3 separate regions of the Homo sapiens genome follow, and regions 1 and 3 are each linked to region 2. The links are chromatin contacts, found by Hi-C or POLR2A ChIA-PET in ENCODE. All regions are on one chromosome and are shown on one strand. The core of a region is the stretch at or near the end of the contact, and the rest is flanking DNA. Distances in the headings are between cores, read along the strand shown. Region 1 holds the start of UBA52 (ubiquitin A-52 residue ribosomal protein fusion product 1). Region 2 holds the start of PGPEP1 (pyroglutamyl-peptidase I). Region 3 overlaps MAST3 (microtubule associated serine/threonine kinase 3).

What was found. Hi-C counts contacts between places; a loop is a spot of excess contacts on that map. ChIA-PET counts read pairs that join two places held with the same protein, here RNA polymerase II (POLR2A). Pooled maps may share reads with other maps.
Region 1: a loop to region 2 is called in a pooled map, with 4 times the contacts of the local background. The contact joins the promoter of UBA52 here to the promoter of PGPEP1 in region 2. A Hi-C loop is called at or near these places in 3 of 50 pooled maps. POLR2A ChIA-PET finds 5 or more read pairs at or near these places in 3 of 52 experiments (BJ, HCT116 and activated CD4-positive, alpha-beta T cell).
Region 3: a pooled map shows a loop between it and region 2 (2.9-fold over the local background). The contact joins the enhancer-like site here to the promoter of PGPEP1 in region 2. A Hi-C loop is called at or near these places in 2 of 168 maps with a recorded cell type or tissue (ovary and vagina), 2 of 37 single-sample maps with no recorded cell type and 8 of 50 pooled maps. POLR2A ChIA-PET finds 5 or more read pairs at or near these places in 2 of 52 experiments (activated B cell and naive thymus-derived CD8-positive, alpha-beta T cell).

What each region holds. Positions count from the first base shown.
Region 1 is chr19:18,570,201-18,573,511 of GRCh38, forward strand. It overlaps UBA52 (ubiquitin A-52 residue ribosomal protein fusion product 1), which reads left to right and starts at 1,657. Exons shown (of 5, transcript NM_001033930.3): 1 at 1,657-1,709; 2 at 3,093-3,203. The coding sequence starts at 3,101. RefSeq lists enhancers at 991-1,667, 1,038-1,157, 1,368-1,707, 2,346-3,022.
Region 2 is chr19:18,339,032-18,342,251 of GRCh38, forward strand. PGPEP1 (pyroglutamyl-peptidase I) reads left to right here and starts at 1,567. Exons shown (of 5, transcript NM_017712.4): 1 at 1,567-1,684. The coding sequence starts at 1,651. RefSeq lists a silencer at 1,416-1,605 and an enhancer at 1,437-2,124.
Region 3 is chr19:18,102,525-18,105,711 of GRCh38, forward strand. The region is part of intron 1 of MAST3 (microtubule associated serine/threonine kinase 3); the gene reads left to right. Among named protein-coding and RNA genes, the nearest start is that of MAST3, 6.3 kb to the left of the region's middle. RefSeq lists a silencer at 1,865-1,974. Within about 2 kb of position 1,912, at least 23 of the 41 ENCODE cell types and tissues checked have a DNase peak (open chromatin) inside an H3K27ac peak, as active enhancers do.

The sequences.
Region 1 (3,311 bases), core at 407-2,906, 230 kb after region 2:
TTTTTTTTTGTTTTGTTTTTGAGACAGCACCTCTCTGTTGCCCAGGCTGGAGTGCAGTGGCTGAATCATGGGTCACTGCAATCTCAAACCTATGGGTTCAGGCAATCCTCCTGCCTCCGAAGTAGCTGGGACTGCAGGTGCGCACCACCACACCTGGATAGTTCAAAATAAAACTTTTTTTTGTAGAGACAGGGTCTCACTATGTCTTCCAGGCTGGTCGTGAATTCCTGACCTCAAGTAATCCTCCCTCTTTGACCTTCCAAAGTGCTGGGATTACAAGTGTGAACCACTGCACCCGCCGTGGCACTTTTTTTTTTTTTTTTTTTTTTTGAGATGGAGTCTCACTCTGTCACCCAGGCTGGGTGCAGTGGCGTGAACTCAGCTCACTGCAACCTCCACCTCCCGGATTCAAGCGATTCTCCTGCCTCAGCCTCCTGAGTAGCTGGGATTACAGGCACCCGCCACCACACCTGAAAAATTTTTGTAATTTTTTTTTTCTTTTTTGAGACGGAGTTTTGCTCTTGTTGCCCAGGCTGTAGTGCAATGGCACTCTCTCGGCTAATTGCAACCTCTGCCTCCCGGGTTCAAGCGATTCTCCTGCCTCAGCCTCCTGAGTAGCTGGGATTACAGGCATGCGCCACCACGCCCAGCTAATTTTGTATTTTTAGTAGAGATGCGGTTTCTCCATGTTGGTCAGGCTCGTCTCGAACTCCCGACCTCAGGTGATCCGCACATCTCGGCCTCCCAAAGTGCAGGCGTGAGTCACCGGACCCAGGTCCCGCCCTGGCACTTTTTAACCACCCACAAATCTGGATCCTACACTGAAAAGAGACACTGCAGTGGCTCACGTCTGTAATCCCAGCACTTTGGGAGGCCAAGGCGGGCGGATCACCTGAGGTCGCGAGTTTGAGACCAGCCTGACCAACATGGAGAAACCCCGTCTCTACTAAAAATACAAAAGTGGCCAGGCATGGTGTCGCACACTTGTAATCGCAGCTACTCGGGAGGCTGAGGCAGGAGAATTGCTTGAACCCAGGAGGCGGAGGTTGCGGTGAGCCGAGATCGCGCCATTGCACTACAGCCTGGGCAACGAGAGCGAAACTCCGTCTCAAAAAAAAAAAAAAAAAAAATCCTGAGTCCCGCTTGACACCTTTTGTCAGGCACCACCACCTTTCTGGGCGAATGCGGTAGTACCGTCTGCTCTCCCTGCTGCTGTCCTGAAATCCATTCAGGCACAGCGGCCGAGAGCTTTATAATAACCGATTCCAGGTGTTAGGTGCTTTCCCAGCCCCGACTCCTGCGTCCTGGACCCGCAGTCCTCTGCTTAATACCTTTGCTTTATTAGAAAACATTCTCCTCTACTCCGTTCAGCTATTCGCTGAGGGCCCGCCAACCGCCAGCGGTTGTCAGTGGCCTAGAGGCAGCGGACGCAAACACGGGGAGAGGTGCAATCGTCTCAAGTGACTCGGCGGGCGGGGCCCACAACCGGAAGCGGGTGGGCGACCTTCACCCACGTGCGCTGCGGCTTCGTTCGCCAGCATCCAAGATGGCGGCAGGGCGGGGCCCAAGGCGCGGCGCGAATTGTGACGCAGGCGTCCGGCGTGCTCCGTGCGCAAGCGCTTTCGGCGGCGATTAGGTGGTTTCCGGTTCCGCTATCTTCTTTTTCTTCAGCGAGGCGGCCGAGCTGGTTGGTGGCGGCGGTCGTGCGGGTTCGCGCCGGGCCGAGAGCGGGTTGGGGGCTGCGGGAGGCTGCAGGGGCCTGGGCGGCAGAAGAGGCGGCCCTGAGCTGGCTCATGCGGGCCAGTCTCGGCAGGGTGGCTGGGCAGGGCTCGCGAGGCCACGGCTCGGAGCCCAGACCGGGGCCCAGGAGGCGAGCGCCGTTTTGGAGAGGAGCCTGCCTGCTCTGCCTGCCAGCGTGACCCCACGAGGCCTCGGGCGGGAAGAGGTCCTCGGGGCAGATCCGAGTTAATGAGAGAGGGGTATTGAGCGTGTAGCGTTAACTCTGCCAGTCACTGCGTCAGTCGCTTTGGAAATACTAAATTTCTCGAGCTGAGTCTTCATACCTGGCTCCATTACTACGTCTGTAAGGAGGAGCTGGTGGTAGTGTCTGCTTTTTAGACTTTTCTTTAGACTATTTGTATTTTTTTCAGATGGAGTCTTGCTCTGTCGCCTAAGCTGGAGTTCAGTGGTGCGGTCTCGGCTCACTGCAATCTCCACCTCCCGGGCTCGAGCGATTCTTCTGCCTCAGCCTCCCGAGTAGCTGGGATTATAGGCGCCTGCCACCACGCCCAGTTGATTTTTGTAGTTTTAGTAGAGACGGAGTTTCACCATGTTAGCCAGGCTCATCTTGAACTCTTGACCTCAAATGATCCGTCTGCCTCGGCCTTCCAAAGTGCTGGGATTACAGGCATGAGCCCCTGCGCCCGGTCGATTCTTTGTCTTTTTAAGTCAACTTTTATATGTGAACAATGCTTGGCAGGTGGTTGGTAGATACTAAGTGATGTTCGTGGTTTGGGGTCAAGGCAAGAAGTGGGGTCTGGAGAGTTTTGGTGTAATTGAGAAGGAAGCTAAGAGTGTTGGGTGCTCCAGCTTGGAGTTAGAGAGGAGAGAGGCTGCGACAGGAAGGCATGTGTGTTGTAGGGGATGGCTTCCCATCCAGGCTGGCAGCAGGAGCAGCCTGTGCAGATCAGGACCTGGCTGCCGTGGAAGAGGGTGGGACCGCCTTCAGGGAAGATGGATCTAGCAAGATGATGCCAAAGGGTACTTATTCCATCAGGAGATACTGACGAGTCCTTCCGCCGCTAAACCTAAGGAGAATAACCACAGTCTGTGTTCCTGAAGAGCACCCGTGCGGTCAGGAGGGTGGAGGACATGTGGTCTTTAGTTCCAGGACATGTTTAGACTACAGGCCAGGGTGTGTGAGAAGCCTAGCAGGGCCAGGCTTGGAGGAGTGAAAGGAAGACAGGTACTGGGGCAGGACCAGTTGGACTTGGTGCAGGCAAAGGGATAGCAACTGTGGTGTAGGCACCTGAGCTTGTGCTACTCAGGCATGCATTGCTCACCAGTCTATCCTGCCTCCCTTCCTCCTGCAGACGCAAACATGCAGATCTTTGTGAAGACCCTCACTGGCAAAACCATCACCCTTGAGGTCGAGCCCAGTGACACCATTGAGAATGTCAAAGCCAAAATTCAAGACAAGGAGGGTGAGTAGGGCTGGGTGTGGGGGCTCTGGCTGTGAACTGGGAGTCCCTCTCTGCCCAGGGGAGTCTCAGTCCTGTGTGGGTTGTGCTGACTTTAGATCTGTTTTGCCC
Region 2 (3,220 bases), core at 317-2,816:
GGCAGTGGTTCACGCCTGTAATCCCAGCACTTTGGGAGCTGAAAAGGGTGGATCACCTGAAGTCAGGAGTTCGAGACCAGCCTGGCCAACATGGTGAACCTCCCTCTCTACTAAAAATACAAAATTAGCTGGGTATGGCGGCACTCGCCTGTAATCCCAGCTACTTGGGAGGCTGAGGTGGGAGAATTGCTTGAACCCGGGAGGCAGAGGTTGCAGTGAGCCAAGATCACACCACTGCACTCCAGCCTGGGTGACAAGAGTGAAACTACGTCTCAAATAAATAAATACATATATAATTTCTGCTTAATAATACCTGGGGGACTAAATAATCTGTACAACAAACCCCATGACACGAGTTTATCTATATAACAAACCTGCACATGTACCCCAAAACTTAAAAGCTAAAAAAAATTAAAAATGATTTCTGGCCAGGTGTGCTGGTTTACACCTGTAATCCCAGCACTTTTGGGAGGCCAAGGTGTGCGGATTGCTTGAGCTCGGGAGTTCGAGACCAGCCTGTGCAACACTATGAAACCCCCATCTCTACAAAAATACAAAAATTAGCTGGGTGTGGTGCCACACACCTGTAGTCCCAGCTACTCAGGAGGCTGAGATGTGAGGATCAGTTGAGCCCTGGAGGTCAAAGTTACAGAGCTATGATTTTGCCACTGCACTCCAGCCTGGGTAACAGAGTGAGACCCTGTCTCCAAAAAAAAGAGAGAGAAAGGAAATTATTTCTGAGCTTTATTGCTATGAAGAGGATGGAACCAGGGAATGAGATGGAACCACTGGGGGGTAGCAGTGAGGTCATTTCAGCCAAGGAGGGCCAGAAGGAACCCTCAGAGGAGGTAATAGGATAGCAGGGAGGTGATAGCCAGAGAAGGCCACAAGGAGAAAGTGACAGTTCACCCCTCGGAGGAGGTGACAGCCAGGACAGGAGGAGGGCCCCTGGGAGGAGGCGACATTGGAACACTGGAGCTGAGGCCTGAAGGAGGCCAGCTTCGCAGGTACCTGCGGGGTGTGTTCCGGCAGAGGGAACAGCAGGTACAATCGCCCTCCCCCATTAGCCTCCTAGGACCATGGGGGCCTGCAGAGAAACTTCTGGCACCACACAAATATGGTTGTCGTGTTTTTCCTTTTTTACTCTGTCCTCCCCCACCCCCGCCAACTTCCTGGCCTGAATGCTGCTCCTGTGACCCCTTGAGGCGAGTGACCTCGGGGAAGTGGCATTCTGTGCCTCAGTTTCCTTATCTGGAAAACGGGCCTTGCTCGCGGGGACTTCCCTCCCTAATTCTGCGCAGTATGCATGCATAGGGCAGGCCCTCAATGAACCCTTGCAGAATAAAGGACCGGCTCATCCCCAGCACCTGGCTCAGTGCGTGCAAGCGGCTACACACTACGGCATAAGATGTTCCCATTTTGCAGACGGGGAAACGGAGGCTGGGGAATACCGGGCCTAGCCGACGGGGGCGGGGCGCAGGGCGCGCACGCTGCGTCTCGGGCCCGGGGGCGCGCACGCCGAGCGGCTGACCGGGGGCGAGGCCGGGGGCTTGACAGGGGCGTGGCCTCGCGCGGCCGAGAGGCTGCAGCGGCAGCAGCTGTCGCGCCAGTCGCAACAGAAGCAGGTCCGAGGCACAGCCCGATCCCGCCATGGAGCAGCCGAGGAAGGCGGTGGTAGTGACGGGTACGCTGGCTGATGGGGGCTGTAGCGGCAGCGGCCGGGGGCAGAGGCGGGGGCGGCTCCGGGACTGCGGGGCCGAGAGGGGCAGGTGCTGGAAGTCCTCTCAGATTTGGAAGGTGTCATCACCCGCGGGAGCCCCGCGCAGCCCAGGCTTCCTGGAAAGTGGAGGAGGAGGAGCCTTGGGGGTCCCAGGGTCGGGAGTCAGGGCAGTCGGGCGCGGGGCTTGGGGGGCCGGGCAAAAGCCCGGCGCTGCGCAGGCCCCCCTGGCGTCCTTTCCTCCCAAGGTGGGGATGGTGACCCTCCTGGCACCTGCCTCCTCTGTCTGGCCTGCGGGCTGGACTGGACCCTTCCTCCCTGCCCCTTCCGAGGTCCAGCCTGTCCCCACACCGCTCCCCCAACCCCTGGCCCCAGGGGACAAAGGCCGATTTGCGGGCAGGAAGTGTCCCAGTGACAAATGAACCTCCCAGTCACTGCTCGCCGCGCCCTGCGCTCCTGGGGGGCTACTCTCCCAAGGCAGGGGCAGGTGGGGGTCCGGGGACCTCGGGCTCTCCCAGCTGTCCCAGGGACTGTCTTCAGCGGAAACCTTTTTGTGTTTTGTGCCAGGGCTGTTTGTTGGTGAGTCAGGGCCCCTGCTGTCACCGACTCCCCCCCACCCCCAAACCAACTGTTTCTCCTCCCTGAGACTCCGCCTCGGGGCCACGTGGGGCGCCAACTTCCGCTGGGGCCTCAGAGTCAAGGAGTGGGGGGGTCATTTTGACCTGCTGTCTGGAGGGGTCAGAGTGGGAAATCCAGCAAAGGTGCACACAGGTGTTTTGTGGCTGTTGAAGGGAGATTGAGGCTGATCCAGGAGATTCAGGGAAGAAGGAAGAAACAAGGCACCTGCTTAACAGGTGTGTATAATTGGGAGGAGGGTCACTGCCCCCATCCCTTCCAGCCTTCCTTTATCTGGTTATTTATTCCAGCACTTTTTGCATGAGCTGATTACATCTTTACTGTCTCCATTTTGCAGAAAGGGAAACTGAGGCTCACAGAGGTCATCCAGTTTGTAAGGGGCTGAGCTGAGACTCAAACTTTGGCTGTACAGAAGGATAGAGTTAGGAGGTCCCCTCCTGAGCCACAGCCCCTACCTGCTATCCCAGGCTACAGCATCTCTGCATAGCATTCATATCCTGTGGGATCACTGGCCCAGATGGACCGTATTTTTTTTTTTTTGAGACGGAGTTTTGCTCTTGTTGCCCAAGCTGGAGCACAACGGCGCGATCTCGGCTCACTGCAACCTTCGCCTCCTGGGTTCAAGCGATTCTCCTGCCTCAGCCTCCTGAGTAGCTGGAATTACGGGCACGCATCACCCCATCTGGTTAATTTTTTGTATTTTTAGTAGAAACGGGGTTTCACCATGTTGGCCAGGCTGGTCTCAAACTTCTGACCTCAGGTGATCCGCCCGCCTTGGCCTCCCAAAGTGCTGGAATTACAGGCATGAGCCACCGCACCCAGCCCCAGATCTGGATTTGAATCCCAGCTTTTTCACCTTCTTGCTGT
Region 3 (3,187 bases), core at 662-3,161, 240 kb before region 2:
AGGCTGGAGTACAATGGTGTGGTCTTGGCTCACTGCAACCTCCGCCTCCGGGGTTCAAGGGATTCTCCTGCCTCGGCCTACCGAGTAGCTGGGACTACAGGCGCCTGCCACCACATCCAGCTAATTTTTGTATTTTAAGTAGAGACGGGGTTTCACTATGTTGGCCAGGCTGATCTTGAACTCCTGACCTTGTGATCCGCCCACCTTGGCCTCCCAGCGTGCTGGGATTACAGGCGTGAGCCACCGCACCTGGCTCAAACTCTTGATCTTAAGTGATCCTCCCGCCTCAGCCTCCCAAAGTGCTGGGATTACAGGCATGAGCCACAGCACCCAGCTGCTTCGGGTCTCTCTTAATCCCTCCAGTATGGGGGTGCTCCTGCTGTGCTATGTCTTCTCCAAAATGGGATTTCCTCAAGGTGGGGCTAAAGCTTGTTGGGGAGGCAGCATCCCCCAGCCTGGGCAAGCGCAGACGGGTATACCATAAATATTACCTTTAAAGGGCAGTTTCAGGGGGTCGGGGCCTCCCCAACCTCCACTCCTCTGGGTGGGAACCACTCCCAGGGGAACAGCAGGCACAGAGGGAGCTGTGGGTGGAAAGCAGATGGTGCGGGGACCGAAGGGTCCGGGAGTGGTGCCAGGAGAGTTCTGTGTGGTCCAGCTTCCCCGGGAGCCTTTGCAGGGAGCTGCCGATTTTGCCTCACCTCTCTCTGCCACTTTAAAAAAACATCTTCAGGCCAGGCACAGTGGCTCATGCCTGTAATCCAGCGTTTTGGGAGGCCGAGATGGGAGGACTGCTTGAGGTCAGGAGGTCAAGACCAGCCAGACCAACATGGTGAAATCCTATCTCTACTAAAAATACAAAATCAGCCAAGCGTGGTGGTGGGCGCCTGTAATCCCAGCTTACTTGGGAGGCTGAGGCAGAAGAATCGCTTGAACCCAGGAGGTGGAGGTTGCAGTGAGACAAGATCGCACCATTGCCCTCCAGCCTGGGCGACAGAGCAAGTCTCCATCTGAAAACAAACAAACAAACAAAATATTCACATCTTTTTGTCTTTTGGAAGCAACTTTCAACTGGTGGTTATTATTCACGTCTTGATCATTGTCTTGACTCCCATCCATCCAAGTCTCCCCCAGCACCAGGCTCTGAGCTTGCTACTCATTGATTCCTCCAGGGACCCTATGTCACTGGGCCATTTTCCAAATGAGAAAACTGAGGCACAGAGGGGTTAAGTCACTTGTCGGGTCACACAGTGCAGGAGTGGGGGAGCCAGACTGGGAACCTAGGACTGTCAGAGTTTTGGAAGGAAATGCCTGGATGGGGTGCAAGTGGGACCCCCCACCAGGGTTCAAATCCCTCCCTGTTTCACGTGGGGTAGTGGAGGAAGTGGTATAAGATCCCACAACTGGCTGGGTGCAGTGGCTCATGCCTGTAATCCCAGCACTTTGGGAGGCCAAGGCAGGTGGATCACTTGAGACCAGGAGTTCAAGACCAGCCTGGGCAACATGGTGAAACCTCATCTCTATAAAAAATACAAAAATTAGCCGGGTGTGGTGGCACATGCCCACAATCCCAGCTACTCTGGAGGCGGAGGTTGCAGTGAGCCAAGATTGCACCACTGCATTCCAGTCTGGGCGACATAGCCAGACGCTGTCTCAAAAAAAAAAAAAAAAAAAAAAAAAAAAAAAAAAAAAAAATTCCCACAACTATTGGAAGGGGAAGAAGGAGACCCTAATGGCCACGGTGATGGTGGTGATGGTTCCATCACCATGACTGCTTGAACTAAACGCCGTGAGTTGTCTGTCCTCAGACATATTCAAGCAGTCAGAGAGACCTTCGAGGGGTAGATTATTCTCCTCCCATCGTGACAGCTTGGTTTTCTGAGCGCAGAGCAGCTGAAGTCAGGCCTGGGGTAACGCCACACCCCCGCGACCCTTCCCCGCCTCTCCCGGGAGACCTTGCCCTCCCAGCTGGGTCATCCGGCAGCCCAGCAGCTTCCGGCCCCCTCCAATTGGCTGTAGGGGCCGATGGCGTCACTGGTTGCTATGGCGAACACCCAGATCACGACGTGGGCAGCCTGGAGCCCACCAAAGTAAAAATAGTCGTGTGTCCCCAACGTGGCCGCCCTGATGTGTGTGGAGGGAGGGTGTCCTGAGACCCAGTTTCCTGCCTCTCACTCCACTAAGAGACGTGGGCAGCCGGCTTTCCTCTGCACCTAAGTTTCCCTGCCAGTAAAACAGCCCCTGCCCGCGGTTCGTAGGAGGTGGCTCAGTAAATGCAAGGACATTTACCAGGTATTATGACAGCTTCCATGGTCCCTTGCTGAGCTCAACAATAGTACAACAGCACACAACAGCAGCAATAGTAATGGCTGATCATGATTAACCCAGAACCCTCCTCACGTCATCTCCAGTTACAGATGGGGAAACTGAGGCACGGGGCATACAAATAATTTGCATGGCCAGGAAGAAACAGAGAATTGAACTGGACCCAGGTCTGGGTGTCCCCAGATTCTAAACTTGTGCCACATGGCATTTTGAGAATTTAATAAACCCTCGTGATTGACCGGGTGCGATGGCTTACACTGTAATCCCAGCCCTTTGGGAGGCTAAGGTGGATGGATCACTTGAGGTCAGGAGTTCGAGACCAGCCTGGGCAACATAGTGAAACCTCGTCTCTGCTAAATATACAAAAATTAGCCAGGCATGCTGGCACACACCTGTAACCCCAGTTACTTGGGAGGCTGAGTCAGGAGAATCGCTTGAACCCGAGAGGCAGAGGTTTCAGTGAGCCAAGACTGCACCACTGCACTCCAGCCTGGCGATACAGTGAGACTCCATCTAAACAAACAAACAAACAAACAAAAAACTGGTTTTTTGGCCAGGCATGGTGGCTTATGCCTGTAATCCCAGCATTTTGTAATCCCGGCATTTTGGGAGGCCAAAGTGGGTGGATCATCTGAGGTCAGGAGTTCAAGACTAGCCTGGGTAACATGGCAAAACCCTGTCTCTTCTAAAAAAAAAAAAAAAAGTCCCAGCTACTCTGGAGGTTGAGGCAGGAGAATCGCTTGAACCTGGGAGACAGAGGTTGCAGCGAGCCGAGATTGTGTCATTGCACTCCAGCCTGGGCAACAAGAGCAAAAGTCTGTCTCAAAAAAACAAAAACAACAACAAAAAAAAACCCTCTTGG